Regions from separate parts of the Mus musculus genome. Here region 2 is linked to region 1. The links are chromatin contacts, found by Hi-C or POLR2A ChIA-PET in ENCODE. All regions are on one chromosome and are shown on one strand. Each heading gives the region's core, a stretch centred on a gene start or an enhancer-like site at or near the end of the contact. The rest is flanking DNA. Distances are from core to core; before and after follow the strand shown.

Evidence for each region. A loop is a pair of places that touch in the nucleus more often than their neighbours do. ChIA-PET counts read pairs that join two places held with the same protein, here RNA polymerase II (POLR2A).
Region 2: a map of heart shows a loop between it and region 1 (2.4-fold over the local background). The contact joins the promoter of Hsdl2 here to the promoter of Ugcg in region 1. A Hi-C loop is called at or near these places in 4 of 37 maps with a recorded cell type or tissue (heart, left cerebral cortex and v-Abl transformed pro-B cells). POLR2A ChIA-PET finds 5 or more read pairs at or near these places in 1 of 5 experiments (Patski).

What each region holds. Positions count from the first base shown.
Region 1 is chr4:59,188,254-59,191,016 of GRCm38, reverse strand. Ugcg (UDP-glucose ceramide glucosyltransferase) reads right to left here and starts at 1,467. Exons shown (of 9, transcript NM_011673.3): 1 at 1,276-1,467. The coding sequence starts at 1,373.
Region 2 is chr4:59,580,123-59,582,822 of GRCm38, reverse strand. Hsdl2 (hydroxysteroid dehydrogenase like 2) reads right to left here and starts at 1,260. Exons shown (of 11, transcript NM_024255.3): 1 at 1,048-1,260. The coding sequence starts at 1,064.

The DNA.
Region 1 (2,763 bases), core at 218-2,717:
TGTCTAAATTCCTGATAAAATAACTATTGCTTTTTAAAGAGCCCATGTAGTTAAAATGAATACTGCTTACATTTCTAAATTCCAAACGGGGTATGTTTTCTTTCACTTTCAAAAAAAACCCCACAAAACCCTGTCTGCTTATCTTATACAGGTGTTGTCTTTCTCGGCGTCAGGAAATGGCACACCAATCGGAGAAAAGCACATGTTTTCTATAGTGGAAAAAAAAAGTAACTGCCTAACGTCCTTCCCTGTTTTTCATTAACATACAGCCTATTCTAGCCTATCCCTATCTGGTAGTTTAAAATAAATAAATAAATAAATAAAAATAAATTTCCTCCCTCCTCTTTCAGGCTAAAATGCCAAGTGAGTTCATCTCTACACATTTAAACAGGCTTCATTTTAAAGACATTTCATTGATGGATCAAAACTCAGCCACCTATGTCATGTCTCTCTCCGCCCCTTCACTCTGTTCTGTTTTAGTCATGAGCTTTATAGGGAATAACCTTATTTAGATTTTTATCATGTTTCATCCTTCTAGAATGTAAGCTTCATGAGGGCAGGAGTTTTGTCCTGCTTTCTCACCTATGTCCCCAGCCCAACTCCAGGTGGTATCTAGTAGGCCTTAGGAGGTACCTGCCAAATGAAGAGATGTGTGTGGAAAACAGATTAAGGATGTAACTCCAAACAAGCCAATACATAAAGACTTGGAAAAAAGATAAATAAAGACATGATACTGAAATGCCACGCTGACAGGACTCGATGCTTTATAACACTGGCTCGGAGACGGACCTTCTTCAAGGCGGGCAGGTGCTACACACCTAGCTAAACACATAGCTCTTCTAGGAAGGAGGTAATCCACTGGGAAGCCTGGGGTGGTGGTGATCAGCTCCCGGAAGAGTGTAAAGGACCATCTCCATAATAGAGACGTGGCCGGCGCGGAGGGAGCGGAAAACCTCACAATACACCATACATCCTCGCCCAGATGGGAAGAAAAATCACACGAATCTCCTACACAATCAAACCAAGTAGACAACCCTCCACCAGACAGAGAAGCAGGCTCCTCTCCTAGAGCTCGGTAGTCGCCTGCAACCCAGGAGTCGGGTCGCGACTCCAGCGCGATTCCCTTTCCAGGACCCCGCGTCGCACCGCCCCAAGGAGACCGATTTAGGGGGCCGTTTGGGGATCAGCTTTCTCTATCCCCGCAAAACGCTACCCTCCACCGCACACACGCCTGCCAGTCCAGCTCGTCCCCGAGGCCCCGACCCTCCAACTCACGTGTAGATGATGGACATGAAATGCATCAGCCACAGCACCACGAAGAGCACGAAGCCGAACAAGGCCATTCCCTCCTGGGCCAGGTCCAGCAGCGCCATCCCCCGGCCCGCTGGCCCGGCCCGGCCCGCTCCGGCCGCCGCGGACAGCGCTGCCGCGGGAGGAGGACGCGGGGGCCGCCGGGTGCGGGGCGCGGGCCGCGAGTGGAAGGTGGGAGAGGAAGGGCCGGCGGGGCGGCGGGCGTGAGGACGGAAGGGGCGGGCAGGGCCTGCGCGCCCCCGGCCACTCGGCGCGCGCTCGGCACCGCGCACCCCTTAGCGTGCGCGCGCTGGTGTGCTGCGAGCGCAGGCTGACCGCGCTGCGCGCTCTAGGCGGCCGTTGCCGCGCGCTCGGGCTCCCGTGGTCCAGACCCTTGGGCTGCCGCTGCCGCCGCCGCCGCCGCCGCCGCCGCCGCCGCCGTCGCCGTCGTCCCTTTCGCTCGCCGCGGCTCTGCGTTCTGGTCCGTGCTCTCTGCCGGCGTCCGAATCCCGGCACGATGCGGTCCGCCCTGCCCCGCCCTCTGGAGCCCGGTGCCCGTGCCCCCGCCCCCGGGGCGGCGCCCTCGCGCCTCGGTGCCGGCCCGCGCGCCCACGGGTGGAGCTGCCCCCGCGTGCTCGCCGCCCGGCAGCTACCAACCGCTGCCGCCGCCCGCGCCCGCGGTCCCCCCCCCCCCTGCACTGTCTCTAAGCAGCACGCGCCGCCTCTACACTTTATCTTGGCCAAATCCGGAGGAGCCAAGAGACTGTGTTATTTAAGGAATCCCCAAACTCAGAATTGGAAGAATCGCTTGATGCTGAATTCGCGCAAGATTGTGCGTTCTCTAGGGCAGCTGAGTGTAATTTGGCTAAGATGTAGCCAAGAGAGTTATGGAAATGTAGCTAGTTCGAGCAGTGCTAGGCTGTTAAGTGTTGCCAGTACACCGCTGACAAACCATCTCATTCATAAATCTTGTATTATTTGCTGGGATGATAGATTTTAGTCATACTGGGTTAAATTACGTTACTCCATTTTTAAAAAGCTGTTAAATGTTGCTATTACTAAAACGTTTAATTATGCATGTGCACGATACTGAAAATGGGGAAATGAAGGCTAGGCTGTGTGAGAAGCCTGTATGTAGCCCAGTTACTTCTGGGACTGAAGCAGGAGAATTACCTGAACTTGAACACACAGGTTCCAGGCCAGGCTGGGCAAATTCAATGAATCCCTGTGGTGGAAAAACAAGAGTATTCTAACTTTAAGTCGCAACTGGGAGAAGCTAGTAGTAAATGTTTCCATTTGTTTCTTCAGCCTGGATACATCTATATTGTTTACAATTGTTCTGTGTTTAAACTGTTTATTATTCAAGTTACTTTTAAAAAATAATCCAAAAATGACGGGCAGTGGTGACATACACCTTTAATCCCAGCACTTGGGAAGCAGAGACAGGCAGATTTCTGAGTTCGAGGCCAGCCT
Region 2 (2,700 bases), core at 11-2,510, 390 kb before region 1:
TGTACTGGAAACCTAAGTATGTGCCAAGACATGTCAGGTAAAAACAGCAAGCCCAAAATGGAGTTTGCTACTATTTTCTAAAAAGAAGGTATCCCTGTAAGGTATACAAAATATGTTGATAAGTACAAAAAATACAAACAGAAAGAAACTGGAGTTTTAAAGAGACTTATACCCTTTTGAACTATTTAAGTCTTTTAGCTGTCTATATGTGTCAAACTAATTACAGAATGGGCTTAACTTGTCACTCTGCTTAAGATAAACTTTATAGAACATAGTGGACCTACCTGAGTTCAGCAGGAACCAAGGGCAAGAAGAATCGGGAAGAACATTGTTTAATGGGTATTTGTTTTGATTTTGTAAAGTCCTGGTGACTGGCTGCACAATTGTGTCTCTATATAAGTGGGCTTGGGGGAGGGGGTGTAGACAAGGTTCTAACTCTGTAGCGTTTGCTGACAGAGTGAGCCTAGCACACTCACTATGTAGACCAGAACAGCCTCGAATCAATAGATCTTCTGACCCTGCTTCTGAGTGCTGGCATTAAAAGCAGGCGCCACCGCACCTGGCTAGGCTGGGATAAATATACTTCATTTTTAAGTAAAATAAATAAATAAACCCCTTACCAGAAATGTTCGTATTGTAACATTTTAACTCGCTACTAACTTGAAAACCATTTTCAAAACACCATTCTTCTATTATTCTACAATCAAGCATACAAACAGAAAATCTGAAGTCACTGTCTCAAGCGACCTTTCGCCTAGAAGATGAAAGCAACATTGTCACCAGGCCAAGCTAAAGGCGAGATGGGGCTACAACGGGTCGTCGGGGACACCTACGCTCGCGACCTTTCCCCGTGGAGTATCTGACACCACTGCCCCTTGCAGTGTACAACTTTTGAGTCTCAGTAGTACAGAACTTTGGGTTCTCGTGCATGCGCAGGTCCCAGCGACTCTATCTTTCCGCGAACCGGTGTTCCAGAGCGCGCGGCTCTGGGTTGCGCCGGCGACCTGCCGACTGGCCCCTGACCCCATCCCACCCCCGTCCTCTTACCCAGTGTTGGGCAGCATGACCTTCGCAGTTCAGAGAACTTGGTGGCAGTGGAACAGCAGCGAGCTGTGAGTGACAGGCGAACTTTCTCTCCGCATTTAGCCGCGCCCCGGGCCCCGCCCCGAGACCCGCTCGGGGACCGGCCCTCCTACAAGACCGAGATCCTACAAGACCGAGAGCTTACAAGACGGTGTGCGCCTGCGCACACCGGGCACTGGGCGGTTCTTCCCGCAGTTCTACAAACGACACCCAGGAAACCAACGCTCTGCGCAGGCGCTTTGGAGTACACCTCCGCCCCGCCCCTTTCCCGAGTCTGTAGGTGACAATCAGTTTCTCCTGTGGGCCACTGGCGTGTCTAGAGCATCATTACTACGTAGGCTTTTCCTCCTCAGCCTAGGTTCGGCGCATCGACGGCTCCCAGCCAGCCAGATGGCGGATTGAGGGGCGCTCCGGGGACTGACTTGAGGGTGCTGGGCGTCGTTTTCCCCTGTCTGTCCCCGAGCCAAGGCGCTCTCTCCGAAGAACACTTGTAGACATCTGAAAAATGCTTTTTGCAGAAGCCGGTCACTCTCATTTTCGCTGCCACTGAATCTAAATTTAGCCTGACCTCCAGTGTCTGGAGACAGGAGTTTCTGGAAGAGATCTTTGCAAAGGTCTCCCGCAAGCGTTCATCGTATGATCCGGGCCACAGAAATCAAGGTTGGAGAAGGAATCCTCAGTCCTGGAATGAATGCCGGAATGAGGTCGAGTCTGGGATTCAGTTTCGTTCTTGGAGTTATACCTAACTGAGCTACCCAGGAAATGAAATTGTTTTGTATTTTGTAGCGGGAGAAAAAGATGCTAACGAGGTTGTTATCTAAAGCTTAGTTCAGAAAACAACTTAAGACAGGTAGGTATATACTCTCCTAATTGTCAAACTTGCTGGATCTTTTGGAAGAGCAGCCAGTGCTCAGACAAGAGAAACCTGCACATCAAATCCTACACTCTCCTGACCCTGCGCAGCTAGAGCAGTTATTACTCCCTCCCTCTCCCTGACGATACCCCCACCCCCGCGGGGGGTGGGGAAAGGCAAATGCCAGCCTTGAGAACAAAAGAAAAGCAGCATACCCTAGCCTCCACGTCACTTAAACTCGACCCCTTTTGATTAACAACCAACATTTCTCACAGTGCAGATGGCTCCTTGCTGTTGAAGGAAACCGAAGCCAATACCCTTGAAATGATAATAGCCCACTCTTAGACTATGAAAAAGAGACAAACGTTCCCAGACAGCTGTGGCCGGTTGTAAACATATCAGAAGCGGTTCTGATAGCACAAGTTACTCTTCCCAGGTCAGAAAGGTACCTTTTCAGCTACACGGTTCTGCCCTGCTGTCTGAACAAATGTTATCAGGTTTAAAGGACAGCATTCCTTTACCCTCTCCTATATTGCCAACACAAAAACCCGCTTGCGGGTTTTTTTCTTTATAAACCCCCTTTACTTAGGCCTGGGGGTTCACTCTTTCCTGTTCTGTCAGGAAGGTTGGTGGCCCAAGCTCGAGCTTAAATAAAGACCCTCATGCGATTACAGTGGGGTATGATTCCTGGTCCTCTCCTTGGGATTTTTACAATCTGGGCACAACACTCTTAACCAGGGAACCATCTCTCTAGCCCTAATTAA